5 separate regions of the Homo sapiens genome follow, and regions 2, 3, 4 and 5 are each linked to region 1. A link is a loop called in an ENCODE intact Hi-C map of the cell type or tissue named here. Cell type or tissue: heart right ventricle. All regions are shown on one strand. Each heading gives the region's core, and the rest is flanking DNA. Links, peaks and the distances in the headings are about the cores only. Region 1 overlaps PHC2 (polyhomeotic homolog 2). Region 2 has its middle 17 kb from the start of ZSCAN20. Region 3 overlaps AZIN2 (antizyme inhibitor 2). Region 4 overlaps TRIM62 (tripartite motif containing 62). Region 5 holds the start of PHC2 (polyhomeotic homolog 2).

The links. A loop is a pair of places that touch in the nucleus more often than their neighbours do. Peaks named below come from ENCODE experiments on the same cell type or tissue, not always from the same donor. Only the 100,000 strongest peaks of a DNase experiment are listed, where the experiment ranks them.
Region 2: a loop joins it to region 1, with 3 times the contacts of the local background. A loop is called at or near these places in 64 of 110 quality-filtered maps.
Region 3: it touches region 1 in a loop (12-fold over the local background); 19 of 110 quality-filtered maps call a loop at or near these places.
Region 4: it touches region 1 in a loop (5-fold over the local background); 25 of 110 quality-filtered maps call a loop at or near these places.
Region 5: a loop joins it to region 1, with 10 times the contacts of the local background. A loop is called at or near these places in 18 of 110 quality-filtered maps.

What each region holds. Positions count from the first base shown.
Region 1 is chr1:33,365,887-33,370,886 of GRCh38, forward strand. It overlaps PHC2 (polyhomeotic homolog 2), which reads right to left. Exons shown (of 15, transcript NM_001385109.1): 5 at 4,535-4,699; 6 at 2,650-2,736; 7 at 1,230-1,542. Among named protein-coding and RNA genes, the nearest start is that of PHC2-AS1, 18 kb to the left of the region's middle. RefSeq lists an enhancer at 849-1,752. In heart right ventricle, for the core only: CTCF peaks have their summits at 2,068 (motif pointing left) and 2,269; a DNase peak (open chromatin) is centred at 2,055; H3K27ac peaks cover 3,458 bases.
Region 2 is chr1:33,453,010-33,459,026 of GRCh38, forward strand. No RefSeq gene overlaps it. Among named protein-coding and RNA genes, the nearest start is that of ZSCAN20, 17 kb to the right of the region's middle. RefSeq lists an enhancer at 1,859-2,358. In heart right ventricle, for the core only: a CTCF peak has its summit at 3,008 (motif pointing left); DNase peaks (open chromatin) are centred at 3,002 and 3,322; H3K27ac peaks cover 1,822 bases.
Region 3 is chr1:33,092,285-33,098,301 of GRCh38, forward strand. AZIN2 (antizyme inhibitor 2) reads left to right here. Exons shown (of 12, transcript NM_052998.4): 7 at 998-1,132; 8 at 2,264-2,429; 9 at 4,423-4,585; 10 at 5,783-5,895. Among named protein-coding and RNA genes, the nearest start is that of AZIN2, 14 kb to the left of the region's middle. RefSeq lists an enhancer at 14-671. In heart right ventricle, for the core only: a CTCF peak has its summit at 2,901 (motif pointing right); a DNase peak (open chromatin) is centred at 2,884; H3K27ac peaks cover 1,087 bases.
Region 4 is chr1:33,140,102-33,146,118 of GRCh38, forward strand. TRIM62 (tripartite motif containing 62) reads right to left here. Exons shown (of 5, transcript NM_018207.3): 5 at 5,298-6,017. It also overlaps a transcript of AZIN2 not described here and a transcript of ZNF362 not described here. Among named protein-coding and RNA genes, the nearest start is that of TRIM62, 39 kb to the right of the region's middle. RefSeq lists enhancers at 1-424, 1,025-1,624. In heart right ventricle, for the core only: no CTCF peak of the experiment used is centred there; no DNase peak of the experiment used is centred there; H3K27ac peaks cover 1,167 bases.
Region 5 is chr1:33,427,253-33,433,269 of GRCh38, forward strand. It overlaps PHC2 (polyhomeotic homolog 2), which reads right to left and starts at 3,843. Exons shown (of 15, transcript NM_001385109.1): 1 at 3,724-3,843. RefSeq lists a silencer at 3,527-4,046. In heart right ventricle, for the core only: CTCF peaks have their summits at 3,201 and 3,845 (motif pointing left); DNase peaks (open chromatin) are centred at 3,051, 3,204 and 3,889; H3K4me3 peaks cover 3,200 bases; H3K27ac peaks cover 3,043 bases.

The DNA of each region.
Region 1 (5,000 bases), core at 1-5,000:
ACATGCTCGTGCCGCAAGGCTCATGTGCCATGTCCTCTGAAGGACGGCATCTCTGACCCATTCTGCCTGACAGGCAGCTGACCATCTGTGCCCACACTGTACCTGGTACTTAGTCCTAAAATAGAATTTATGAAGTGGAATGGATTTGCTTCTATATCTGGTTCCCTTCTTTTGACTGCACACTCTAGGGAAAAATAAAAATCCTATCTTATTTTGACAAAGATGTATTGAGATATATTCTTGATGTATTTTCTCAAGAAAAAACCCCACAGATTAGATTGGATGGTAAAATGGTTTGAGAGAGGACTGAGGTTAGTGGTTGTCTCAGGGATGCGATCAGCGTGACCCTCTCTTTAATGCAAAGCCATGTGCTTCGCCACTCTATTTATTTCTATGGTAAAACAGGGTGGTCTTGTTACCTAGATCGATAGGCCTGGCTTCTTGGGCTCTTGGCAGATTTTCCCATTAAAGATTGCCTACAATGGGCAGCACAGGGAGAGTTTTAGTAGGCAGGGAAAGGGGTCTAGCAGGGCATGTGGATTCATCGGACCTGCCTCACAAGCAAGCTCCTAGATTTATTCTCAAGTGTTACCCTCACTAGCAAGCCTTTCCTAGCTCCTCTCCTCAAGCCACATAGCTCTTCTGTTCTGACAGTGTTCAGAGCTTAGATCTATTATGGCATATGCACTGCACTCTCTGTCTCCCCAGCTACACTGTGGAGGGCAGGACCTGAGTCTCATTTATCTCTGCACACCTAGAATTGGCAACATGATTGGCAAATACTAATCAACAAATGCTTGCTGAATGATGAGAAAAATAAACTTCCTACATTCCCATCTCTCTGTCTGGTTCTTACATGCTTCTGGCTAGCCCCTGGCCTTTTTGCTGAGTCTTGGAGAATTTCAAAATAGTTCAACTGCCTGCCTCCAGCCACTCCAGGTTGTGCCCACAGCTCCACCGCTGTGGCTGCGTACCCTGATTCATCGCTGTGCCTACAGTGCAGAAGGACTCCTTTATTCCAACTAACATGGCTGCCCTGCGTAAAGTTAGACCAGAAGCATGGCACAGAGCCAGGAGCTGATGGACATTTTGAGATAGGGAGGGAGGAGAGAGAGATCCATGGCTGGTATCTTTGCAAATCCATGGGAAAAAGGAAAGTGTGAAAGTCTCCTCCTGACTCACGGCCCTGAGTTTTCTGGGAAAGGATTCCTGCTTCCTGAAGACCTTACCTGGTGCAATGAGGGGGTGGGCAGCCACAGCAGGAACCGTCCGGCTGAGCCCAGCCCGGCCTTCCATGCTCCCTGGCACACTGCTGTTGCCATCTCCTTTCTTGTGTGGCTCCATCACACTGTCAGCTATGCCAGGCTTGGCACCTGCAGGGGAAGCCTGAGCAGTATTTCTGCTCTGTGCTGGGGTAGGCAGAGGCTGGCTACCGCCCGGCGTGGGTTTCAGGGCCAAGCTGGGCAGGACAGGCTGAGTGGGGGTGGGGCCCGAGGCTGCTGCCGCTGGTGTCTGCTGTGTTCGGAGGGTCAAGTTCTGTACCTGGAAAAGAGGGGTCTGTGGGAGTCCAGAGAATGTGGCAGGAGCAATGCCAGTATACAACTAAGAGGGAGAGAGGGATGGATCCAGGAATGGCTGAATAGAACAGGAGGTTGTCAAATCAGAGAGAGAGAATGTGTTAGGGGCTAGAAGAGGAACCAGAAGCACGTGGAGTTGCTAAAGAGGGCCAGAGGGTTCGCTGTGACTGCATCCAGCAGCAGAAGAGGCTGAGTTCTGAGAAGGACCTGCTGCCCAGCTGGGCGGGCAGGGGTGGGGAGGCCAGGCTCTGTCCCTTCTGTTGCCCTCCCTCCTCCCCAACACTTTCAGGATTGGATGCACACCACCCAGAAATAATTCCCAGTGAGGGGGAGCATGGGGCTTCCCACACTGGAAAAGGCCAGGGCAAAAGTGGAAGTTAACTGACCAGGAAGGCCACCGGGCAAATATCTTGTCTCAGAATAAGGTTGCCACCGGCTCTTCCAAGACGGCCGGCATGCTTACTCAGCCCGGTCCCTGGCGCCCTCTGCTGGACACAGGGAGGCTGTGCCAGACTCTGAAAATCCGGCTACCAGCCCTGTCCCATCACCCTCCCCATTCCGTAGATGAGGATGGGGAGATGCGAGTGCTAGGGGTTCCTTCCCCGGCTGCCCACAGAATCTTCCCAGCCACGGTAGTATCTGTGCGCTCCTAGCAGAGCAGGACACGTCTCTGCTCCCTCTTACATGTCATTTTTCTCGAGTCCTAGCAGCACTACCGTGTGTAACCGGAGCGGGACTTTCCACTTATGAAGCAGCAGCAGCCAGACCAGCTATGCTGGGGCAGGTGTAAAGTATGGAGGGTAGCACAGCCCACCCCTCCCTGGCAAATCATGCTGGCCTCAGCAGGCTGCCCTCTGGCTCCTGACCTGTGTTTGAGGGAACGAAACAGAGCCAGGAGGGACTGAGGCCTTCTGGAACAGGGTAGACGCGCAGGCCTGGGGGCATTGGGGTGTCCTGTCTCCCGCCTGCTTTCCTAGCTGATCCCGGCCTCTCCTTGTGCCCCTCCCCAGTATCAGTGCCCCTCTACAGGGGTGCCCACCCCCCTGCCCTCCCACAAGCATGGAGTCCTCACCTGGGCGGGGGTGGGGGGCCGGGCGGGGGAGCCAGTGCCGAGCTCAGGCTGCACAGTAGCGACGGTGGCCGTGGGCGTGAAGATGAGCTGAGGGGACAAAGGAACAGTGCCGCCTAGGCTCCTAGCTACCTGCACCAGGTTACCTGGCTGGGCCTGGAATCACAGGAAACGAGGCGCCTTTTACCTGCTCGATGTGGACTCAGCCACAGGACACAACTGTTTAGCCCAGGAGCGGCTATGAGGAAGGGCAGGACAGTAGAAGCAGAAAGGAAGGGGGAGTCCAAGGGGAGCGCCTGCCTTTCTCTAGAGGCTCGTTGCATCCTGACCCAGGCTGGGTGCAGGGGTGGGTGGGGAGAGCCGCTCTGGGGCTACACCAAAGCCGAGTTCCCTTCAGAACCCTCTGTGAGGGGCTCATCCTAGAGGAGACCGATATCCCCAGGATACGCTGAAGCCACCACCTCCTTAGCGTCCTGGGAAGCGAGATGGATGCCCTAGGACCACCTTCCAGGTCTAACCCACTGCTGAACCCAGGGCTGAGCCAAGATGAGACTGCCCTCCAGGGGATCAAGTTCGATGTATCCTTTTGGTCATTTTCTAGTCAAAGTTAGATTCAGAGGGGCCTAGAGACAACAACAGCAGAGGAAGCGGACCGCCTGGAGCCGTCCTCATGTCTGAATCCCATCCTGCAGGGTGCAGGATCCATGGTGTTCTCTGCATGACACCTCGACCTCCGTGGGAGTCTAGCTCTGCATCAGTGTGGATGTGCTGGTGCCTTGACAGGGTGCTTTCCCTAGAACTCTGCGATAGCGCAGCTGTGCTTTTTCCTCTGTGGGTGTATGCCCTGCTCTGGGGAGGGAGGCAGACAGGCAGGCATCACGACCCCAGTGGAGTAGGACATAGGGACAAGCAACCTGCAGACACAGTCAGCTTTGGGCAGCAGCATCACAGTGTGGCTGTCCAGTTCCCGAGGAGATGGAAGTCTATTTCATGCCTTGTGTCTAAGAGGCTGTTCCCTGGGGATAGAGATGCGCCTCAAATGATGAACTCAGAGCCAAGAACAAATGTGCGGGAGCAAGACCAGACAAGCTCCGAGGGTCACGTCCTGGCCATAAGAGCAAAGGGAGGGGTGGGACTGTGTTACTTTCGGGATAGTGTGTCAAGAGCCCGAAGGAGCAGACTTCAGAATGGGAGGTATGAGACACGACCCACAGTGACTGAGCCCTAGCTGGGGCTGCATGCTACTGCCACCCAGGGAGTATGCTGCCATTTTCCCAGGGCATTCTCCTAAATCTTAGGGACCTGGTAGGCTCCTAAGGACCTTTGCACCCCTCAGGGATAGGTGCAAAGGAAAGAGTTGGTGCTATCCTGAGTATATCCTGCCCAAACAAGCTCACCTGACCCTGATTAGAATGGGGGCCGCTGGGAGGGCAATGGAGGCACGCTGAAGCTGGAAAGCATCTTTGGCCCTTGAGTTAGAGGTGGCCAGTCCTTGTAAGGATGGTGGGAAGGGGAAGACTCCATTTCTGTCAAGTATATGGATGTCTGGGTGTCCAGGACCACCTGGGCATGAACCACTCTGCCCATCCTGATTAATTTTGAGGAGTTTCTGATAAGGGGACACTTCTGTTTCACTCTAGGAGGAGAAGGAAAGGTGGCATCGCAGGAACTTTCTCTGTTTCAGTCTGGAGCCCCACCCTTCATGACTCTTCGAGGCTGTACCAAAGCTCCCACTCAGCCTTCCAGGCCCCCTTCTTTATCCCACCCCTTATCTCCTGCCCCTGCCCCTAGTGCTTCCTCCCCACCCTTCTCCAGCTCCCAGCTCCCAGCTTCTCTGCCTCTGTCCTCCTGGTGCCTCTGAGCCATGGCCCTGGCCATGGGTACTCACCATCTGTGCCCTCAGATACATCTGTGCTTGGCTTGCAGTCAGGGCTGGGGAAGACGTGTTGCCCAAGAGCACAGCCTGCTGAGCGATGCCTGAGGCTGCTGCAGAGTTCACACTCTGGGCCCGGTTGAGGAGCTGGGCTGCTGCTGGGGAGGCTGCCAGGTTGATCTAATGAGAGAGACATGTGCGGTAGGAGATAGGAGGTTCTGTTGGTGAGCTGTGTCCCCCTCATCCATTTCTTTCTCCCCCCTCTTTTGCTCCTTGGTTTATTCAGCCTCCTTCAGGAACGTCTGTGGTCCTTGGCTTTGGAGCAATCCCCCAGCCCTGTCCCATCTCTGACCTTGGTGCAGAGCTGCAGGGGGATCCCATGTTGAGAGAACTGAGCTATCCACAGAGAGCCCTGACACTGGGAGGATGACAGGGAGTTACTAACCTAAAGGTCAGTAAGAGACATGCCCTTTTCTTTTTC
Region 2 (6,017 bases), core at 488-5,487, 88 kb after region 1:
GCTGAGGCAGGCGGATCACTTGAGGTCAGGAGTTTGAGACCAGCCTGGCCAACGTGGTAAAACCCCGTCTCTACTAAAAATACAAAAATTAGCTGGGTGTGGTGGCAGGCACCTGTAATCCCAGCTATGTGGGAGACTGAGGCAGGAGAAGTGCTTGACCCTGGGAGGCAGAGGTTACAGTGAGCTGAGATTGCGCCACTGTACTCCAGTCTGGGTGACAGAGTGAGACTCTGTCTCAAAAACAAACAAACAAACAAACAAACAACAAAAGAGTATACTTGGATTGTTTGTAACACAATGGATAAATACTTGAGGGGATGGATACCCCGTTTTACAAGATGTGATTACACATTGCATGCCTGTATCAAAACATCTCATGTACCCCATAAATATATACGCCTACTATGTACTCAAAAACATTAAAATAACAAAAAAGAAAAAGAAAAAGAAAAAAAGTAGAGGACAGAATGGGGCCACAAGCCGAGGAATGTGAGGCCTCTAGAAGCTGAAAAAGCCAAGGAACAGGATTCTCCCCTCAAGCCTCCAGAAGAATGCCCTTTTTGGACTTTTGACCTCCAGGGCTGGGAGAGAATACATTTATATTGCCTGTAACCATTACATTTGTGGTAATTTGTTATAGCAGCAATAGGAAACTAATACATGTAGTTATTATTAGGTCTCTCAAACATATTAGGGACTCAGTAAATAGTAGCTGAATGAATGAAGGAGTCTGGAATGAACAACAGAACTCAGCAGAGGATCTGAGGAATGGAGGTGGGTTGTGGCTCTGGGTCCAATATCTGTATGTATCTGTAGATGTGGGGAAAAATAGCCATCTTTCTAGATAATGTACCACCTCAGGACTTGAGCAATTCTGCTGTGGTTCTCCTCTAAGGGGAGGTAGATCAGTTTCTCTATCCTTTTTGGAATAAAAAGGCAAGGCCCAGGATCAGGGTCCCAGGCATTGATTTGCGAGGGGTGTCAGGCAGCAGTTATACAGAACTTGAAGAGGTACCTTAGAGCAAGTGGTGCCATATGAACATCCACCACGTGGAGCACCAGAGTGAAGTCAAAGGCCATCGTGGAAGAGGTGGCGTGAGCAGTGGCCCTGCCTGGCCTAGACAGTGCAGGAATTCCCAAAGACACTGAGGGGCAAAGCAACCTCGTGATGGTTCTGAGCCCTGCAGTTACCTGGTTTGTGCGTGGGGCAATACTGAGCTAGCATGATGTGTGTCCACATGCTATTGTGGCCTCGTTCGAATGAATGAGGTCTATGGCCTCGAGATCAACGCTGTAATACAAAGGGAAGGAGCATGTTACGGATCATATTGTATTCCCCCAAAAAAGATGTGTTGGAGTCCTGACTCCAGCACCTCAAAATGTGACCTTATTTGGAGGTAGTCTTTGCAGAGGCAATTAAAATGAAGTCATTAGGGTGGACCCTAATCCAATATGATCAGTGTCCTTATAAAAAGGGTCAGTTTGAACCCAAAGCTAGGCCACATGGAGGGAAGACCATGTGAAGGGAAGCAGGGAGAAGATGAACATTGACAAGCTAAGGAGAGAGGCCTGGAACAGAGCCTTTCCGCACAGCCCCCAGAAGGAACCGAGCCTTCTGACACCCTGATCTCAGACTTCCAGCCTTCCAAACTGTGAGAGAATACATTTCTGTTATTTAAGCCACCCAGGGAGTGGAACTTTGTTACCGCAGCCCTGGAAAACAAATGCAGAGCCATTCTCCCCTGTTCTGCTTCCTGGCACTACGCACCATCTTGGGGGCTCGGAGAGCTGTGAGGTCTGGCAGGTGAAGGACCAGGCACCCCATGGAGCAGCAGGAAGTGGCAGCTGTGCATGCTCTGCCCAGCAGCAGAGTGGGAGCAGCATACTGCCTGGGCTCCCTGGCAGCATGGCTGCAGGCATCTGCAGAGATCAGCTGTGCCTTGCAGGAGCAGCTGTGTGAAATCAGGCTCAGAAGGGTGGATAAGCTCCACAGAGGAGTGTGGAGAGACCCTGGGGGTCAGCAAGGCAGTGGGGCTACTGTGGGAATGGACTTGCTTTTAGCATAAGTGAGACATGCCCTGGGATAAACTTGGTGGGTGACTCACACCTATAATTGCAGCACTTTGGGAGACCGAGGCGGGCAGATCACTTGAGGTCAGGAGTTTGAGACCGGCCTGACCAACATGGTGAAACCATGTCTCTACCAAACAAAATAAATAAAAAAGAAAAAAAATACAAAAATTAGCCGGGCGTGGTGGCAGGTACCTGTAATCCCAGCTACTTGGGAGGCTGAGACATGAGAATCACTTGAACCCAGGAGGCAGAGGTTGCAGTGAGCCGAGATCGTGCCACTGCACTTGAGCCTGGGTGATAGAGCGAGACTCCATCTCAAAACAAAAACAAAAACAAAAACACACACACACACACACAAAACAAAAAACAAAACTTGGTGGGAACACTTTCCAGGGGGCTGGAGATGATCTGATTACTGAAAATTGCTTTCACAAACTCCCACAGATTGTCCCGACCCCTCCTCCCCTCTCCTCCTCTCCTCCCTCTCCATCAGCCACTGGAGGTACCACCTCTCCTCCGCCTTCTCCCATCTTCTGGGACTTCAGTGCTAAAAGTCACTGTGCCCTGCATATTTCTGGGAAGTGCTCTCCCCTCCCCGCAGATCTCAAGCCTTTAGGGAAGTGGAAAGAAGCTCTTCCTACAAGAAGGTTTTGGATCCTGTTTTAGATGAGACTGGGTGAAGTGAGGCCCAGAGGAGAGGGAAGGAGGTGGCTGGGAATTGACGTCCGGGGGGCCACGGAGGAAAAAGTGGTTTAGACAGAAGGAACAGTATGAGAAAAGACACAGAGGCATAGGTGGGTGCAGCATGTTGAAGAAGTTCAATGCTGTGGTAGAGAGAGAGAGAGAGAGAGAGAGAGAGAGAGCGTGAGGATCTGACATAAGATGGGCAGGAGGAAATAAGGGGCCAGATATGACTGTAGTGCCACCTGGTGCTGGAAGGAGTCAGAGCCTGGCCTGAGATGACATTCTGCTCTGGAAGACTTAACTGGAGTCACTAGTGAGTAGCTCAGGATGCCTACCAACTAATGAGCCATTTCTGTAGCTGGCTTTCCAGTGTACAAAATGCTTTAGCAATTTCCCAGTGTTCCAACTCCCTACTGCTGTATAACACACAACCCAAAAGAGCAGCATCCATTTGCCCTCAGACCTGTAACCTGGGCAGGACTTGGCAGGAACATTTCATGTCTGCTCCATCTGGCATTTGCTGGGACAACTGGAATCACCTGAGGGCTGTCACTCACAAGTCTGGCAGTGGATGCTGGAACCTTAGCTGGTGCTGTGAGATAGAACACCTCCATGTGGCCTCTCCTTGTGGCCTGGACTTTTTCACAACATAGTGGCTGGGTTCCCGGGGCGAGTGTCCTCAGAGTGAGAGCCAGGAGGAAGTTTTTCTAAGTTGGCCTTGGAAGTCTTTTTGTACCACCTCTGCCGCATTCCACTCATTAGCAGCCGGTCACTAAGGCCTGCTTGTATGCAAAGGGAGAGGAATTGGACATCACCGTTTTTTAAGGGGAAAATCAAAAAATTGTGGACATGTTTTAAAATCGCCATGCCCTGTGAAGTAGGCTCTGTTATCTCTGTATTCCAGAGAGGCTGGGTGACTCACCAAGATCACACAGCCACCAAGAGGTGGACGTAGTTCTAACCACAACATACATACATACATGCACATATGAAATGTGCCACATACATGTATACACATACACACATGTGCACACAGGTATCAAGTGCCTCCTATGCCTAGCACTTTGCGTCATTTGACACAGCCACTTGGTATATAATAGTCATTTTGTTTTGTTTTGTTTTATTTATTTATTTTGAGACAGGGTCTCACTCTGTCATCCAGGCTGGAGGGCAATGGTGCAATCACAGCTCACTGCAGGGTCTATCTCCTGGGCTCAAGTGATTCTCCCACCTCAGCCTCCTGAGTAGCTGGGACTACAGGCATGTGCCACCACGCCCAGAAAATTTTTGTATGTTTTTGTAGAGATGGGACTTCACCATGTTACTCAGGCTAGTCTCAAACTCCTGGGCTCAAGCAATTTACCTGCCTTGGCCTCACAAGATGCTGGGATTATAGGCATGAGGCACCACCCCTGGCCTATAACAGTCATTTTAAACTGAGTACTTTAAAAGTTGAACTAATTCTTCTAAATCTGTTCTCCCACAGTCTTGGCATCATCCTTGACTTCTCTTTCCTCACACCCCACGTCCAACTCATCAGCCAATGCTGTCAGTTCCATCTTCAAAATATATCCAGAATTTAACCATGTCTTAACCTCTTAATCCCAAGTCTATCACCAGGGTTCAAGCCCACATTATCTTACACCTGACTTAATGCAACAACTCCTCACTTATCCCTCTGCTTCTGTCCTCATGCAACCACCACTATCCCCAGCAATTCTGCTCTTATCATAGCAGCCCGAATGATTCTTTGATAGTATAAACAGGCTTGTGTCACTCCTCTGATGAAAACCCTCTAATGACCCCATATCTCATACAGAATAAAAGCCAGAGTCCTGACAACAGTCTACGGCGCCACCCTGAGCGGCTATGCCCTGCAGATGTCTCTGATTTCATCCGCTATCCCTCTTCTGGCTCATTCCACTTTAGCCGCCCTGGCCTCCTGGCTTCCACCTCCCACCTTAGGGCCTTTGCACTTGCTGCTTCCTCTGCCAGAGAGATGGGTGGTTCCCTCTCCATTCTTCAAGCTTCTGTTCAAATGTCACCTCACTAGAGAGGTCTTCTTAGACACATTACTTAAAATTCTACCTTGATTCCTACCCTTGTTTCTCCCCATCCACCTTCATTGCTTTATTTTTCTTTCTTTCTTTTTTTTTTTTTTGAGATGGAGTCTCGCTCTATCACCCAGGCTGGAGTGCAGTGGCGCAATCTCGGCTCACTGCAAGCTCCGCCTCCCAGGTTCACGCCATTCTCCTGCCTCAGCCTCCCGAGTAGCTGGGACTACAGACGCCCGCCACCACGCCCAGCTATTTTTTTGTATTATTAGAAGAGACGGGGTTTCACTGTGTTAGCCAGGATGGTCTCGATCTCCTGACCTCATGATCCGCCTGCCTCAGCCTCCCAAAGTGCTGGGATTACAGGCGTGAGCCACCGTGCCCGGCCCATTGCTTTATTTTTCACCATATAACTCATGATTATATAATATATTGTATATTTACTTTAAAAATTGTCTGTTTTCTCCCATTAAAAGTAAGCTCCACAGTCTCAGGAATTTTAGATGTTTTGTTCACTGCTTATTCCCCACCACCTAGCGCAGTGCCTGGCACATTGTTGGGTGAATAAATAAAAACTACAATTGTGCTTCTGTCACCTTCTCCTTATAGTTCTAAAAGCTTTGATGTGTGTGTTTTGTGGCTCTAGTAATAGAGCTTTTATTATTTCCACATGATCCTCTTTAATCACTTAATGATTTGTCTTAAATTCTATTTTGTTTTCATATTATTGTTATTATTACCAAATTATGTCTTTTCATTGTTGGAAAGACTTCAAAGAGTTTTATTTTGTTTTAGGTTCAAAGTCATGCTATCTGCTAAGAAAATAGGGTGGGAGAACAGAGCCTCTCAATGTCCTGGGAGTATTGTTTTGTCTCAGGCAAAAGTTCCTAACGTGGTGACTCATATTTAAAACCATCAGTCTTGTAGCATTAACTCATGGTTAGTAAAAACAGACACACACACACACACACACGCATGCATACACACAGACACATCTACAAACAACAAACCTTCCAGAATACAAAAGCAAAAACCCATCACAGGTGGGCAGAGCTTACCAGGGAAAGAGAACAGCTACTGCAAAAGCCCTTAGGTGGAGGTGGGCGTGGCCCTTCTGATCAGCAGAGAGAAGGCCAAGTGTGTTGGGAAAGAGAGAGAGAGAGATGGGGGGAGTTGCATGGTTGGTATTCAATGGTGGGTGAGAAC
Region 3 (6,017 bases), core at 413-5,412, 270 kb before region 1:
GGCTGTGGGGAGGCTGGGCTGTGGGGAGGCTGGGCTGAGGGAAGGCTGGGCTTCAGAGTGAAGGGGGGGGTGGGGTGAGGGGGTGGAGCTGGGGCAGGTCACCCTGTCCTGGACCCAGCCACAGTTGCAGGAGGTTGGGGCAGGTACTCCTGGACTGAACCCAGGATGCTAGGGTCTAGCTAGAACAAAGGCAGAAATAACTGGTTAAAGCCCTAGGCAGAGTGAGACCCATGTGTTATGGAGGCCAAAGTCACAGGCTTGAGAGAGTCGAGGGAGTGGTCAGGAAGGCTCCACGGAGGAAGTGGCATTTGAAGCAGGCCTTGAGGAATGAATAGAATTTGGAGGGGGCATAAATAGTGAACTGCGTAAGCAAATGCATTGAGGTTGGAAACAGCATGGGACATTCAAGCGTAAGCAGAAACTTAGTGTGGCTGACGCATGCTATGTGTAGGGGGTGAAGGAGATCCTGGTCGGGGGCGGGGAGCCGATGCAAATGGACTTTCGAAGGGGTCAGGGCTGGACGTTTTGCTCTGGCTGTGCCTTTTACATGATTACTGGACACCCTTGGACTTCCCAGGAGGGGCCTTGGGGTGAAGGGGGTGGCCAGGTGATGGGCCACTCCAGTCCATCCAAAGCAGCTTCCATCGTATTAATGGGTTCTCCTTAAGGCTTTGTTTAAAAATGGTTCCTCTCATACACGACAAGTTTGAAAGCTCTAACTGGTGTGGAGACTGATTTGGAGGGACTGGAGCTGCCCCAGGAGAGTTGGTGAGGTCTGGACCAGGGCGCAGGGGCTGCAGGAATGGGTCAGGGACATTTAGAGAATGGATTGGACAGGACTTGAAGGTTGATTGGCTGTGTAGGGAGAGGGAGGGGTCAGGGAGCCTGTGGGGTTGGGTGGCTCTGAGCCATGTAGCTCACAGCCCTTGATTGAGAGATGTGGCTGGGGTGGGGCGACAGGGTTTGTCCAGCAGAGGGGCACTGCGTGTCTCATCAGGATGGTTCTGTGCATTGCTACCGATGACTCCCACTCCCTGAGCTGCCTGAGCCTAAAGTTTGGAGTGTCACTGAAATCCTGCAGACACCTGCTTGAAAATGCGAAGAAGCACCATGTGGAGGTGGTGGGTGTGAGGTGAGCACTGGGAACCCCTGCCATCCCCTCCCACACCAGGCTCCCTGCCTCTTTCCCAGGAATTAATTCTATATGAGACCTTCCCCAGGGCCTCTGAGTAGGGCCTGTCCCTGGGCCTGGAATTCTTCCATTTGAGAATTTCCTCTGTTTGAAAAGGAAGTTTAGAAGGGTCCCTTCCCCAGTCCCAGGGTCCCCAGAAGGTCTTGTCCCAGGAAGTTCCATCCAGAGACCTGGCTTTGAGGGAGTCTTACCAGCCTGTAGGACAAAGGTTTTGCAGCTACACTCTTGAGGGGCCTCTTTTCTTTTCTTTCTTTCTTTTTTTTTTTTTTTTTGAGATAGGGTCTCACTCTGTCACCTAGGCTGGAGTGCAGTGGCATGATCATGGTTTTCTGCAGCCTTGAGCTCCCAGGCTCAAGCAATTCTCTCTCCCGCCTCAGCCTCCCAAGTAGCTGTGACCACAGGCGTGCATTACCACACCTGACTAATTTTTATTTGTTGTAGAGATGGGGTCTCACTTTATTGCTCAAGCTGGTCTCAAAGTCTTGGGCTCAAGCAATCCTTTTGCCTTGGCCTCCCAAAGTGCTGGGATTACAGGTGTGAGCCACTGCACCCAGCTGTGTGCCTCTTTTCTTACAGGGATATGGAAGGAGTAATAATGAACTACCTAATGAACAATGAACTACCTAATATAGGGCTTCATTTATTCTGTACTTAGGTGTGCCAGGTGCTGTGCTAAGTGCTTCATGCACATTCTCTCAGCCTTGTGTGGTGTGGGTCTTGTCCCCGCATTATAGGTGGGGAAACTAAAACAAAGCTGAGTAAGCTGCCAAGGCCACCCTGCTGACTGGGAGGCACAGCCAGATCTGGTTGACTTGGGGGTCCTGGCTCTCATCCCAGAAGGAGGGATGGGAGGAGCACCAAGTGCCAGGAGCCCTTGGATCAAGCCTCCTGTCCACTTCTCCCTTGCCATATGGCCCTTGGCAACCCATTGAACATTTCAGGACCTTGGTCACTGCATCTGTAAAATGGGCACAGTGTCTCATGTGCCTGCCCAATGTCATTCTTGGCTGGGGCTCAGGTGGTGGCACTTGGAGCCCTGCATGTCAGCCGAGGCTCTTCCTCTCTTCCCAGTTTTCACATTGGCAGTGGCTGTCCTGACCCTCAGGCCTATGCTCAGTCCATCGCAGACGCCCGGCTCGTGTTTGAAATGGGCACCGAGCTGGGTCACAAGATGCACGTTCTGGACCTTGGTGGTGGCTTCCCTGGCACAGAAGGGGCCAAAGTGAGATTTGAAGAGGTAACCCTGGAGCTGGGAGTGTCATGCTGGGCTCTATGGCGGGGAGGATAGGGAGGGATTAGATGATCGGAGGGAGACCACCGTGCGTGGGTCCTATGCACTGCATGCAGTGCTTGGTGCTTACCTGGGTGATCTCACTGCTTATTAACCCTGTGCTACAGCTGAGCAAGCCAAGGCTCACAGAGGTTACATTGCTTCCTGAGCCCAAAGCAGAACCTGGTTCTGCCTGCCATGCACTTCAGCCAATTGGAGGCATAACCAGGACACATTTACATAAGTCGTAAGGCTCTTTAAGGGGCGGGATAGGCCTCTTCACCCTAAGGTGGGCTGATGAGATATCGGGTGGGGAGGCAGGGAAACGAAAACCAACCTTTGGTCTGCTGCCTGTCCATTCTCTTCCTCTATTCCCTTTTCCTTACCCACTGTGAGGTGAAGTTAAGAAAAATGTGTCCTAGCAGTTCCCACTCCAACCACTAGAGGTCGCCTCTTCTTGGAAGGCGCCTCCTTCGGGAATACCGACATGTAGGAATTGACCTTACAGAAATGATTTGGGATAGTCTCAAAGAATTTGCCTCAAAGATGACTGTTCTAGCTTTGTTCCTAACAGAAGTCCAGTGGACTTCCCTGGTCCATCTAATACTCAGGATTTGTTAAATTATGGTACATCCTTTTGATGAAAACACTTCCTTAATGTGGGGAGGTCGTTCACAGTCTATTAAGTAAAACAGGTTCCAAAAACATATACAGAGACCTACCATGGTTATAATAAAAAATAGCGTTTGTATAAAAAATAATTAAAGACACTACTCCAAAAAGTTAACAATAATTAGATTCATCTAGTTGATAGACTTTGGAGTGACTTTTATCTTCTTTTTCCTTTTCTGTATTTTCTGAATTTTCTGTAATCAAGTATATTACAGTTGACCTTTGAACAACGCAGAGCTTAGGAGCACCGACCCCCTACACACTACAAAATCTGCATATAACTTTTGATTCCCCTAAAACTTAGCTACTATAGCCTACTGTTGACAAGAAGCCTTGCTGATAACATAAACAGCCGATTAACAGATATTTTATGTGTGATATGTATTATATACTGTATTCTTACAATAAAGTAAGCTAGAGGAAATAATTTTTTTTTTGAGACAGAGTCTCACTCTATCACCCAGGCGTGAGTGCAGTGGCACAATCTTGGCTCACTGCAACCTCCGTCTCCTGGGTTCAAGAGATTCTCGTGTCTCAGCCTCCCAAGTAGCTAGGATTACAGGTGCAAGCCACCATGCTCAGCTATTTTTTGTATTTTTAGTAGAGACGGGGTTTCACCATGTTGGCCAGGCTGGTCTCGAATTCCTGACCTCAAGTGATCTGCCCACTTCAGCCTCCCAAAGTTCTGGGATTACAGGCATGAGCCACCATGCCTGGCCAGAAATAAAATATTATTAAGAAAATTATAAGGAAGGGAAAATGTATTTACTATTCATTAAGTGGAAGTGGATCATCATAAAGGTCTTTGTCCTCATTGTCTTCAAGTTGAGAAAGCTGTGGAGGAGGAGCAGGAAGAGGAGGGCTTGGTCTTGCTGTCTCAGGGTGGCAGAGGCAGAAGAAAATCCATGCATAAGTGGACCCACACGGTTCAAACCTGTGTTGTTTAAGGGTCAACTGTATTTAACAAACTGGTTATTTATGAAAGAAAGATCCACATCAGGGCTTCTGGAATCTGAGTACCAAGTGTGATATGAAGAGGACTCCTTCCCATTGTGGGGCCATGGAGGAGGGTGATTTACACAAGCACGAGGCTCTCTACCCAGCTCTGTCCCCCTCCTACCTTCTTGGCCAGCTGTCCACAGTTATCAGCTGGGGCCTTAGCAGCTGCCAAATCCTTCTTCCGGAAATCAAAGCAGCTTTCAAGAAATAGACTTGGAGCTGTAGCAAGTCTTCAGCATAAAGCCCACATTTCAAACACATAATTGTCTCCCCATTCTCCTCCTACCAGATTGCTTCCGTGATCAACTCAGCCTTGGACCTGTACTTCCCAGAGGGCTGTGGCGTGGACATCTTTGCTGAGCTGGGGCGCTACTACGTGACCTCGGCCTTCACTGTGGCAGTCAGCATCATTGCCAAGAAGGAGGTTCTGCTAGACCAGCCTGGCAGGGAGGGTAGGTGCCAGGTGGGCAGTGGAGCCCTGTTCTCCCCTGAAGCTTCAGATAGTGGTTGGCTGAGCAGGATCTGGTTTTAGACCCAGTGGCAGAGGATGGGGGAATCTGGAGAATGAATGGGTTCTTGCTTTAGGGAAACTTTCAGTCAAGTCGCCCCACCCCAAGACATTTATTTAGCATCTTTTTTCCTAGGCATGTTCATATTTTGTGAAGATTGAGAGCAAAACAACCTTAGAGAGAATAGATACTCTGTTGACCCCATTTTACAGATGAGGAAACCGAGAACCAAAGAGAATACAAGTGAACTGCTTAATAGCTAGTAAGAGCCTGCATTTGACCCCATGTCTGTCTCCTCTCCAAAATACAGGCTCCTACTCACCCTACTGCTTCTCATAATATAATGAAAATAATTAATGACAGCTTACATTTGTTTGAGTCCACTTTACAGATGACAACATAGGCAGGGGGAGGCTGAGTCATTAGCCCAAGGTCACATGGCTGATAAGGGGCAGTGTGGGGATTCAAGTTCAGGTTAGGCTGACTCAGCGCTTCTGGGCCCACATCACCAACATCAGTGCTCTTCCCTCCCCTTCCAGATAGGTCAGGGATAGCAGCCTGTGAGTGACAGGTGTCAGGGACTCTGATCTTGAGGCTTGCCCTCTGCTCTGGGACCCTCATGCAGGGGAGCCTCAGGACTGTGCGCTTTTCCCCAGAGAGAATTCATGTGAAGGGTGGTGGGCTCCAGGTAGAATGTCCTGTGTTCGTGTGTGGCATTCTTCTGGCTTCCTTTATAGACCTGGGGGATTGTCCCGTCTGATCCAATCAAGAGACCTGGCTTCTCATTCTGGCTCATCCACTGCCCTATCATGTGCCTCTGAGCAAGTGGCTTAACCTTTTGGGGTCTTGAGTTTGGGTGGGCTGCTCTTCTGCCTTTGCTGGGGCACCTAGGGGCTCAGATGCAAGCAGGGGAGTGCATCCTGGGCAGGTTGCTTGGCTGCAGGGGTGAGTGTTCCTAACACGGCAGTGAACCCATGTCATTGGAAGGATGGCTGCTGATGGCTTTTGTTGTAGGCCTCGCCTCATGGTTGAGGAATGGGTAGCCATTTTGCTTCCTTACTGAGCCCACTGTTGTGTCAGCCCCACTACCACCCCCTCACATTGCTACTTGTGCTGCCTCTGAACCCTCCCCTCCTGCAGAGGAAAATGGTTCCACCTCCAAGACCATCGTGTACCACCTTGATGAGGGCGTGTATGGGATCTTCAACTCAGTCCTGTTTGACAACATCTGCCCTACCCCCATCCTGCAGAAGGTGAGCTTACCCCACGTGGGCCTGTTTTCAGTTGTGTGTGTGTATTTCAATAACATTTGTTGTGTTTTTATCTAATTTTTAAAAAGTCAAACATATTTATTGTCGATAATAGACAACAAGGA
Region 4 (6,017 bases), core at 408-5,407, 230 kb before region 1:
AAGAGGAAAGAGGGGAGAGAGGGGTACCAATGGACAAACTCCAGGAAGCTGCCTCAGGCTAGAACCTTTGCCTGTCCCTCTTGTTCAGCCGATGAGGAACAGGGATGCTTACGGTGGCGATGAAGGAGCTGTCCAGGGTCATTGGTGAGTCAGAGACGGAGCTGGGGTTTACCCAGGTCTCGACTCACAGCCCCACCCTGGTGAGAGGCACAAACCTCCAGCCTGTCTGCTTTTTTTGGTGACCTTTCAGGTCCCATATCTGCTTCTCCCTTCTCCCAGTGGCAAGAACAGTGCTGCTGGGCCCCAGGACCTCGCTTCTGATTGGCAGATCTGGCAGCTTGGTCAGGGAGGGCCTTTGACCTGCGGTATGTGGTAAGCAGAGGAAGCAGGCACAGGGGCTCAGCCTGCAGGGAGTGAGGGGGCAAGAGCCTCTTTTCTGGGGAAAAAGACTTCAAAACATTCAAACCACCTGATATCCCAGGGCTTTCTCTAGTGCCATGAAATCAGGGAACCCCCTTGGGCCATCAGTCCCAATGCTTTCACTTACCTGGGACTCCCTGCAGCTCCAGCAGCTGCCTGGGCTGGGCTTTGTCCTTGCTGTGGCTGGTGCTAGCTCTGAACTCTGTTGCCAGCAAAGGAGGACCAGGTGTGGGCAGGTATGAAGTGGCTCTGCCCTGGAGGTCCAGGCCAGCTCTCTCTTCTCCTTGGAGAGGACAACAGAGGAAGGCACCCAGCTCCTGGTGCCTGGGGTTGTTGGAACCCTCCTCTCTCCCCTTCTCCTTCTGCTCAGGCTCCAGGTTCCCAGGGGGTAGGAGGAGACACCAGAATCCACAAGAGGGAGACTGAAGTTTGCATGAAAAGAGCCGATGGCTGGGAGTCAGGAGACTTGGATCTGGCCCTGACTGTGCCCTGCAGGCTGCTGTCTTTGCATCTGTGTCTCAGTTTTCTTCTATGTAAATGGCAGGGCTGAGATCAGGGGTCTCTCATCAGCCATGTTGGGGCCCGTGATGCTGACTGGCATGCACACCCCAGGGAGGACTTCCTGATTTGATCACCCTTTTGCCCCCTCCTTCTCCTCTCGGAGGAGCTGCAGCCCCCAACTCTGATAGGCCCTCTTGTACCCCCGCAGACCTTCTTAGATGTGGGACCCTTCTCCTCTGAGCACCTCCCTCCTAAGCTCTGGCCCTGTCCCTTCCAGCCTGGCCTGTGTTCCTTTTCTTTGCCTGGGCTGGGGCCCTCTCAGTTAGTCAATCTCCCTCCCCTATGTGCTGACTGGGAACCAGGACACTTGAGTACTCATCTCAGCTCCACCATATGCTGTGTGATGTGGAGCTAGAAACTAACCCTCTCTGGGCTTCAGGTTAGACTGGAGGATCACTCAGACCCTTCCAGCATTCAGATTCGATCACATCTAGTCTCACAGTTTTGGGAAGCTCACCAGGACCTGAAGCTTTGTGCCTCTGATGCCAGCTTCCTGAAAGCCCTTCCCCAGCCCTTATCATGACATCAGGGTAGGAAGTCCCTGGGTCTCTGGTCCACAGTGTCAACCCTTCCCCCTCTTCATCTAATTTCAAGGGAGGGGGGAGCATTTTGTAATAGAAATATGATAGAACTGTTGAAATTTTTAAAGCAGATAGAAAACTGTTCTGATAGGTTGATAGGTGCAGCAAACCACCATAGCACACATTTACCTATGTAACAAACCTGCACGTCCTGCACATGTATCCTGGAACTTAAAAAAAAATAGAAAACTGTACTATTTTGTATTTAGGTTTAAAAATATATTCTTTTCATCAAGATAGAAAATAAAACAAAGAAAAATGAACACATTTCAAAATAAAAGTACTTCCCCCCTCCCCTCTCCTACTTTTTTTTGGAGGCTGTGCCTCCCTTTTGTGGTTCAGGATTATAGGAAGATTGTGTAGAATCTTTGGTGTCCCAGAGTAAGGGGAAATAACCGTGTCCTGATGGGCAGTGATAATTCAACACCTTTGTTAGTACTCCACCTTCCTCTCCCACCTCCCACCTCCCTCCTAGCCCTCTGTATTTAAGCCTGTGATACCGGGCCTTTGCAACTGACCTTGTGGTGATGTGCTTTGGGGTGGTGAACAGAGCTGGGACCCAGGCAGGAGGGGAGGAGACAGAGTGCTGCCCAGGTGTGAGCAGTCAGCCTCTCGAGATGGCCTCCCTGGCAGGAGGGAAGGCCCCATCCCCAGAACCCTTGAGCTGAGTTCTGTGCTGCCAAGAGAATGTATCTCTGTTGTTTTCTGTCCCTGCTGCCACCCCAGAGAGAAGGAGCCAGAGCTAATGGCCTTATTAGGTGCTGAGCAGGGCAAGCCGTGGGACCTAACGTTAGACTTACAGAATCCTGGACCATCAGAGCTCAGGCCCTGGCAATTAATCAACTAGAATAGATACCTAACCCTTCCCCAATAGAGATGGGGAAACTGAGGACCAGGGAAGGAGAGAGACTTGCTCAGGGTCACATGGGGCCTTTCTAACTCCACCTCTGACCCTGGGAGAAGCTTGGCTCACAATTGAGACTTGACTTACAATTGCACAATTCCGCAGTGGCGTGGAGCCTGGTTTAACCTCCCACTTTAAATCCCAGGGAGATCACAGTCCTGGTGGCTGCTGCCTGTCACTGGAGCCATCATCAAAGTTGAGAAGCATTTCCAGAGAGGTCCAGTAAAGAGACATCTGGCTTTAGCTTTGGATGGACCGGGTTTGATTTCCAGCTCTGCCGAGTACTGGCTGTGGGTCCTCTGGGAAGTGACGTTTCCCTGCTCAAACACTGAGATAATGATACCAACCACAGGGGCGTGTCTCGATGGTTAGATAAGGTGTAAAAAGGACCAGTACTTTGCTTGCTGACTACAAATGGGGGCTCCAAATGGGGTTACTGCCATTCTATCATTTTTATCTGTCCTGGGTAAGGGCTTTGTTGATCCCTCCTTCCTTCCCAAGCCTGGCCTTTGTCCCCTCTCTTCACTTAATGTGTTAAATGTGGGGTTCATGATATCAGCCTGACAACCCCAGATTCTTTCCTTCAGGAATTCTCTGGACGTGTATCAAATATATCTCTTGGAGACACCCCCATTTCCAGGAGTCCCCAGTTGATAATGCAAATTTGGCCTCTATAGTTACTTCCACACACGTGGAAACTGTGAGTAAAGCCTGGGAAGTGGCCAGCATTTCTTGGAGCTGCTGCTGAGGCTGAGTGGGGAGAAGGTGGAATGCGCCATGGAGGGGGTGCTCCGACCCCAGAGGGAGAAGGCTGAGCAAAGACAGATCCACTGAGCCAAAATGAGAGGGCGTGGTTTTAGAGCAGTCACAGGGATCTGAGAGGATGGGGGAGGGCTTGGGATACTCTAGTCTCAGAATCACCCCAGTCACTTCCCTGTGAACTGGGCTGCTCTCCATCAGACAATCAGAGACCTCTCCACCCACCCCTGCCAACAGCCCCTCTCCCATCCTCGTTCTCATTCCTCTTCCTAGAAACCCAGGCGAGTCAATGACTGGGGTGGTTCCCTCTCCCCAGCTCCAGGCTGTAGATGAAGATCCACCTGTGGCCTGCAGCCTAACCTCCCTCATTCTGTGGGTGAGGAGGCCAAGAATGGCTTAGGGTGAAAATGACTTAACAGAAAGCCAACACCAGTCCTGGGCTCCCAGGGGTGCTGTACTCCCTTGCACACTGCAGAGAGCACCCAGTGGCCTGGGAGACACAGTAGCAAATGGAAGAAGCTACTTCCCTCATTTCTGTTTGCCAGCATAATTTCACAAGCCTCTGACTCTGTGACCATGTGCGGCTCTGTGGAGGGATACTTTGGAGACAAGACAGAATAGTGGGCATGGCCCCCATGTCTCTTGCCTGAGTCACTACGTTCCTTAAAAGATAAATAAACCTAGTCCTTGCCTTTTCCTGTACAGAAGATAGTGTCTGATGGCATTCATGATTATGCCTCTGTAATCTATAGCCCAGACACACTCTTACATGCAAACGTTGATATATGATTCCGCTTTAATGTTACTTCTTTTTTTTTTTTTTTTTTTTGAGACGGAGTTTCGCTCTTTGCCCAGGCTGGAGTGCAATGGCGCGATCTCCAGCTCACCGCAACCTCCGCCTCCCGGGTTCAAGAGATTCTCCTGCCTCAGCCTCCCGAGCAGCTGGGATTACAGGCATGTGCCACCACACCCGGCTAATTTTGTATTTTTTAGTAGAGACGGGGTTTCTCCACGTTGGTCAGGGCGGTTTTGAACTCCCAACCTCAGGTGATCCGCCTGCCTTGGCCTCCCAAAGTGTTGGGATTACAGGCATGAGCCACTGCGCCCGGTGGCTTTAATGTTACTTCTGAGCAAGTGTGATGTGATTTTGCGTGTACTAAACCTCCACCACCTGTATATAAGCAGTGGGCTAAAATACTGTCCTGGGCCCGACTGATAGAACCTCTCTAAAGGGCCGCTGCTGGGCTCTAGGCCTGTCTATAGTACTCAGTAAGACTTCTAAGTAAAGTGAACTTTAATTCTTTAAAAGCTTGATATTTCTTCTTTAGTCGACAGTCTTTTCCACTTAAGTGTGCACAGCCTGTGTGTCCACATGCAGAGCCTGTCCTAACTCCCAGCCAGGATGCTTCCTCATCAGTCAGAGGTGGGATGGACCTCAGGATGGTCCTGGTCTAGGTGGTTCCATACCCGTCACAGCCCATAAGGAGAAAGACAGACTTCTTGGGTCAGAGCCAGCCCAGAGGTTCAGGAAACCCATACAGCTCCAGGCACTGACTCTGGGAGGCAGCTGGGGGGATAGGGTAGGGCCTCCTTAAGTGCACTGCACTTTACAGCTTACCAATAAATTATGTGAAATTGGTATCCTCATCTTCCATGTGGGAAAACTGAGTCCCAGAGAGGGTGGTCATTTTTCTAAAGTCACACAGTGATGGAGCCTGGATTTGAGCTGAGGTCTGTGTGGTTCCCGAGACCAGGCTCTTGCCACTGCCCCATGAGCTGCCTGCTGCCTGCTCCCAAGACTACCACCACCTCTCCTCCAGGTAAAGACTGACAGCCTTCCCTGGCTGGTAAGTTTTTGGACAGGTTTGTGGTGTGGCACTTGCCAGCATGGGATATGGGACCCCAGGTAAGTCTTGGCTTCTCTCTGAACCTCAATTTTCCTCCTCTGTAAAATGAGCATAATACCATTTACCCAGCCGGGCTGCTTTGTGGATTAGCTATGCTCATGTGTGTGCACTGCCTGGGACAGAGCTGGGTGGGCCTGTGTGTTTGTCAAAATGAATGGAACTGGCTACTGACATCTGTAACTTTAATTTAATACAAATTGATCATAACTCATAAAATGGGCAACATTTTAAATAAAAATACTGCTGGGGTGGCCCAGATTCTGGTAGTTGAAGGGTTGGGGTAGGGCTGACAATTCCTTTTGCCCAAGGGAGGCCCGGGTGGCGGGGGCAGCCATTTTAAGAACCCCCTGTGTTTAGCTCTTCCGGCTACTTTGGGATGGTGTGTTGTGTCAGAGACCCCAAGTGCAGAATCTAGGCCCCAGGACTAGAAAGAAAAGTCAAGGCCGGGGAGACATTTAGGCTCAGTCTTGCAGCCCACTCCTCCAGTTCCCACCTCTGGGCAGGGATAGAGCCAAGGGGCAGGACAACCCTAGATGTGGACTCCACCCTCTCCCGAGTTCTTCACGATTGGATGCTGTGGCAGAAAAACGCAGGTGGGGCTTGCTCCACCCACCCTAACTTCCTTCTAGGGAAATGACATTTCCCAGACTCCCTTGCAGCCAAGGTTCTGGATCTGACTTAAGTTCCCCCAAACAGAATCTCTTGTAAAAATTTAGATTTGGGAACTGAGTGAAGTGGGAGAGGGGCAGGCCTCAGGACATCTATTGGCTGGCACGGACCGTGGCAGAGGGAGCCTAGTTCTGCAGTCAGCAGCTTTCTGGCATAGTGGCTTCCTGCAGATGGGGGCAGCTTTCCTGGTCACAACAGACATGATGAATCTGGCGC
Region 5 (6,017 bases), core at 391-5,390, 62 kb after region 1:
GCACTCAATAAACGACAGCTACACTATTACTGTTCAGTGAAACATTCAGGTAGTTATCAAAGCAGTAAGTTTAAGAAATGAACTGCTGACTTGCTATTAAGGATATGAAATAAAAAGAATAATATTTTAGGTCAACGAAAATAATGAAGCAGACAGGGAAAATTAATCTTCCGCTTGACTGTGCTGCCTTCACTAATCACTTTTCTATTTCTTTTCTTCCTTTCATTGCCAAACATACAAAAGGTGATCCGCATGCTGTCTCCACTTCTTATCGGCATCTCATGCCACAGTTCTCTCTCATGTGGCTTTTCATATCCCCATGGCCACCCCCGCCACTCTACTGAAGCTATCATTTTCAAAAAGTTACCAATGACCTTCTGTTTACTAAGTATAATGAATGTTTCCCACTCTTTCTGTACAATTTCAAACTGCTGACGAATTTCTGCAGCTCAAAACTTTTTCTTCTCTTGACTTCTGTGATACTACACTCTCATGGTTAATAGCGTGTCTAACTGGCCTTGGCATCTGTCAGGTACACAACAAATGGTGGTGAATAGAATGCATTTGTTGGATAAATACATTAGATGGTTCTCTTGCTTCTTTTCTTATTTTCTACCATACGGACTCCATGCCTTCTCCCTCCCTCCCTAAATGTGGGATGTATCTTCAAGCTTCAGTCCTTCATCCTCTATTCTATTTCTATGCTGTTACCAGCAGTGAACTCAGCTAATCATATGGCTTCAATTATCACCATTTTTTTTCTTTTCTCAACTCCTATAATACCACGCATTAAGCATCTCAAAAAGGTACTAAATGACTGCTATACATTTGTGATTTCATTTAGTCCTCACAACTATATTGGGTAGGTGGCATTATTACAGATGAAGAAACTGAAGTCAAAGTCATGTAGCAAGTACCTGGTAGAACTGGGATCCAAATCTTTGTTTAGCTGAGAATAACCCCCATACTACACCACCACTCTCATTTTCCTGTCTCCTCCACATCACAAATACAGGATAGTATTTGCACACAAGCAGGTGTTCAGTAAATACACTGACTGAGAAGATTGCTTAAATACCGCCCATGATTTTCCAGCACTTACAGTATCATCAATCTTAGCAGACCGTATTAAGCATGTCACCCCAGTGACACCTTCTTTACACGACTTGATCTGTAATATAATTCAAAACAGGAAATTTGCCAAAAACTCACCATAATCCATTCTAAAAATAAATGTGGTCTAAGCAAAGCAAAAAGGCCTTTATCTGATTCAAATATTAGAAGAGTTTTGGGGATGAGGTCCACTTTGCTACTCTGGGCCCAACCTTGCTCAGCTTCTAAATGATCAGGAAGTAAAAATAGGCTGGCTAGTTGATGGCTAATGAGGTTAAATGGACTATTTATAGTTCTAGAGATAGATGCTAAGACAGCAGAATGGGATTTTCTCTGCTCTGTTAGCTAAGACCTCATTAAAAGAAGCCCAATGCATGAGACATGGGTGGAAACTGGGATGAAGAGAAGAGGATAATAGTAAGGAGGGAGGGTGAACAGAAAGGAGGAGGCATTGGAAAGCCTATGGAGGGCCTGGCCCAGTCTGGCAGATCCACCGCTGTTCTGCACAGCTGGCACCATGCAACAGTGGGCTCAGCTGCATGTGCACGATTCATGGTCTCAATCCTGGACTACTTGCCCTGACCCATCTCACACTCCAATCCTCTCTTAATCCAGATCCTTCCAGCTTCTGATCTTACTACTTATTTCCCCAGGTCTCACAAATTTGACATTCAGCATTGCTTCCCTAGTTATGGTCATGTATTCTCTTTTTGTATGATTTAGATTTGCCCCTCTCAGATGCTGCCTCTAGTGCCAAACATTATGCCCAGTTTCAGGCCCTCTCCCTTGGAGCAACTGAAAACTACTCCTATTCAACCTCCACATGATGGACCCTTACTTGGGAAGATATGGGTGACAAAGACCAGGAATGAGGCTCAGAAAAACTGATGAGGGGAAAATATGGGGGAGAAAACAATAAGAAAAATATCACTGGACAACTGTGCTGGGAATAAGAAATTCTAGGCTACTTTTAGAAAGTTACATTACAGAGGAAGGAAAAAAAGCCATAGTTACAATAGAAAGCCATTCCCTAGAGATAACATATTCTTTATGTGGCTGCATTCGCTGTTCCCCCGCTTTGGCTGCCTTTTCAGTCCTTTCCAATTTTCTCTGCAAGGTAAACTCCTATTTATCCTTCAACACCTTGCTTAAATGTGTTCTCTGGAAAGCCTTCCCTGGTCCTCTCAGACAGCTAATTGTTCCCTCCTCTGTGCTTCCAAAGCCCTTTGCATTCACATCTATTATGCTGTTAATCACTTTTACTAGCAATTTCATTTGTTTCTCCTACCACTTCTTTCAGGACAAGGACTAATTATCTTATTCATCTTTGCATCCCCAAGACATAGCAGAGTGCCTGGCATATGCCAAGTATTTGTTGTTGGGTGATAAAAGACATCAAGAGCAACGTGGAAGTGGAATTTGCACTTCACTTGCAAAATCAAATTGGTTTCTGGTACTTTTCAATTGTAACCGCATTTTCTCTTGATTTAGAAGGAACGACTTTAGACTCACAAAAGAAACTCTATTGATATCACGGGCGCATTAGCCGATTTTTCATCCCCACTGGTGATAGAAATATTTTTTACCCCACACTTCCAAGAAACTCCCAGGGCAAGCTTAGTATCAGTGGCGCATCTCTCCTCCTACCATTTCTATTGTCGCAAAAGCTAAATTACACTGTGAGCCTAAAGCTGCCACCAGTCTTAGTGAATTGGGGGAGGGGGATAATTACAAGAAGACACTTCTGTAGCAGACCTGGGGAGGGGGGAAGATGAATTTAAACCTCGCCTTATAAGAAATTTGTTAGACACTCACGTAGAACAGCCGCTTCCTCCGTGTATGACAGACCCGATCCAGGTGTCCAGCAGCGACCTTTTCCCATGGGTGTCAGGTCATCACTCAGCACAGAAAACAAGGGACCAGCGCCTTTCTAGGGCATCCCTCCTTCTCCAACCTTGGGGCCCGCTTTTCCTTTAGACGACTGTTCTCTCCTCCCAGTTCCAGCAACCCCCGGTTCCCTCTGCTGGTGCCCCCCACGCCACGCTTGACTCTGGGCCGAAAGTGCCAGCGGCTGCGCTGTCACGCCGCGGCTGGGGAGCGGGCGCCCCGGTCAGGCCCGACGCCCGGGTCTCACCGCACTCTGCGGGACAAGCGGAGCAGGCGCAGGCCGCGCAAGACCACGGGCTGCCGCGGCGCGGGCCTCTCCGCAGGAGGGGGGTCGGTCCCCGGAGAAAGCGAGTCACTGACGGGACCTTGGCCCGTTCCCGTTCCGGTTCCCGTTCCCGGCAAGCCTCGGCCCCAGGCTCTCCGCAGCCCTCCTCGCTGCGCGTTCCCGGCCCGGGGGCGCCGCGCTCTGCCGGTCGCCGGCCGGGACTGCGGGCTCCCAGCGCGGGCCCCACGCCGCGGACCAGGGGTCAGGCCGCCTGCCGCCCGCCTGTCCGTGCCCATGGCAATGCCCCGCCCCGCGCGGCCCGTCCCGGCCGAGCGCTCCGGCCCGACCGTGACAGCTGGGTGCCCAAAGGGTTAAGCCGGCAGCGCGGCGGCCGGTGTCCCCCGCGCGCTGCCCGTCAGCCGCGAGCTGGCCCCAGCGCGCACGCGCCCGCCCGTTACCTGCGGTCGCCTCCGCGCTCCTCCTCCACCTGGCCGCTCTCTCCCGGGGGCCGCCCCTCAGCCCGCCCCCTCGGCTCGGCGCCGCGCACCCTGCTGGCTGCTCGGACGCTGCCCGCGGAGGAGGGGCGAGGGCGCTATTACCATATATTAGCATACCAGCGCGCGTCACGTGGCCGCTCCAGCCAATGGTCACCCTAGAAGGGCGGGGATTGGGCGGAACACGCCTTAGTGCTGCTCCCAGCCTGAACCGGTGGCCATGGCAACGGGCGGGTGGGCGGGGGAGTGGGGAGGTGCCGGAGCCCGGTGCCCCCGGGAGCATCTCCTCTACCTGAGCGCCACATGGCGACCACGCGCAGTTTTCCCACCTTGCGGATGGAGAGATTTGTCTCAGCCAGAGAGATCCAGATTCAGCCAACATTTATTGAGCACTTACCACGTGCCTTAACACTTTGCTGCAGAAAGTGATGTCTGTCCTATTAACCCCACTAGATAGTAGGGAAAGTGGAGGCTCAGAGAGGTTAGATCATTCGCTCAAGATCATACAACAACATTAAATGGCAAAAGTGGAGATCTAAGATCATTTTTGACTTCAGACCCGGGACAATCGCCAGTTTTTTCAAATCCAGCAGGGGTCTCCTAGCACCTCCTCACAATTTCAGGTGTGCTGTGCAGTTGAGAAAATCCTTGTACATAATTTGTACAGCGTTTTACTGTTTCCTTACAGTGACCTTTGAGATTAATAGGCAGAATAGTTATGCCTGTATTACAAAGGAGAGAAAATGAGGCTCAGAGAGGCCATGTGACATAATTTAGGTCAAACAGCTATTAAGAGCTAATGCTGAGTTACACTGATTTATACTGAAGCTCATTACTTTAGAAACTTTTAAATTCAGTCTTCTCAACATGGTGGAATTACTGTGACCATTCTATGGATTAAGAAACCGAGACTTTGGGAAGTTAAGCAAATTGCCCAACGTTATACAGCTAGTAAGTAGCAGATTTAGGGTTCAAATCCAGGTTTATCTGGCCCCCAAAGCTAGTCTCATTGTATCAGATTTATTTAATTTAGGATTGGACTTAGAATCCCTTCTCTAATAGAATTTTGTCTCCTCTCAAGATATGATGGTGTTACGTCTTAATCCCACAGCAAATATACCTTGTGACAAGTGACATGTGTTAAGGTCACAGAGGCTATATATTAAGAGAATAGAGTCACCAGGTAGGTAAGGGGCACTGTAGAATTCTCTGTCTTTCCTTTGTTTTTTGTTTTTTTTTGTTTGTCTGTTTTTTGTTTTTTGTTTTTTTTGAGTCCGATCTCGCTCTTGTCACCCAGACTGGAGTGCAATGGTGCGATCTTGGCTCACTGCAACCTCTGCCTGCTGGATTCAAGCTATTCTCCTGACTCAGCCTCCTGAGTAGCTGGGATTACAGGCATCTGCCACCACACCCGGCTAATTTTTGTACTTTTAGTAGAGACAGGGTTTCGCCTTGTTGGCCAGGCTGGTCTCGAACTCCTGACCTCAGGTGATCTGCCCGCCTTGGCCTCCCAAAGTGCTGGGATTACAGGCATAAGCCACCGCGTCCGGCTTATGCCTGTCTTTCCATTTTTACCTTAGGGATTTGATAGTTTAGCTAAAGGCACAGTAGTTTAAAAACACAAACATCTGTGTACAGACTTGTTTAGCTCAGTGATTCTCTAATTTTATTTATTTATTTATTTTTTAGAGACAGAATTATGCTCTGTCATCCAGGCTGGAGTGCAGTGGTGTGATCATAGCTCACTATAACATTGAACTCCTGGGTTCAAGTGATCCTCCTGCCTCAGCCTCCCGAGGAGTAGCTGTGACTACAGGCATGCACCCCAACACCCGGGTAATTGTTATGTTGCCCAGGTTTGTCTCGAACTTCTGGCCTCAAGCAATCTTCCTACTTGGGCTTCCCAAAACTCTGGGATTCACAGGTGTAAGCTACCACATCTGGCCATGGTTCTCTAACTTTAATATATTTATGGATTACTGGACAGGGCTCTGTGCCTCAAACTAAATGTGCTAAACTTTATAGACATTTAAAGGGATCATCAAAGGTAATTTTGAATATACGTACATTTCACCTTCCTAGACTGCTTTAAAACCCAATTTCCTCCTAAAACATGACTGGTGCTTAAGAGCACAAACATAGAAGCAGACCTGCTTGGGTTAAAAATCCTGACTTGGCCACTCATTGACTGTATGACCTTGGGAAAGTTACTTAAACTCTCTGTGCCTCAATTTCCTCATTTGTAAAATAGGATAGAA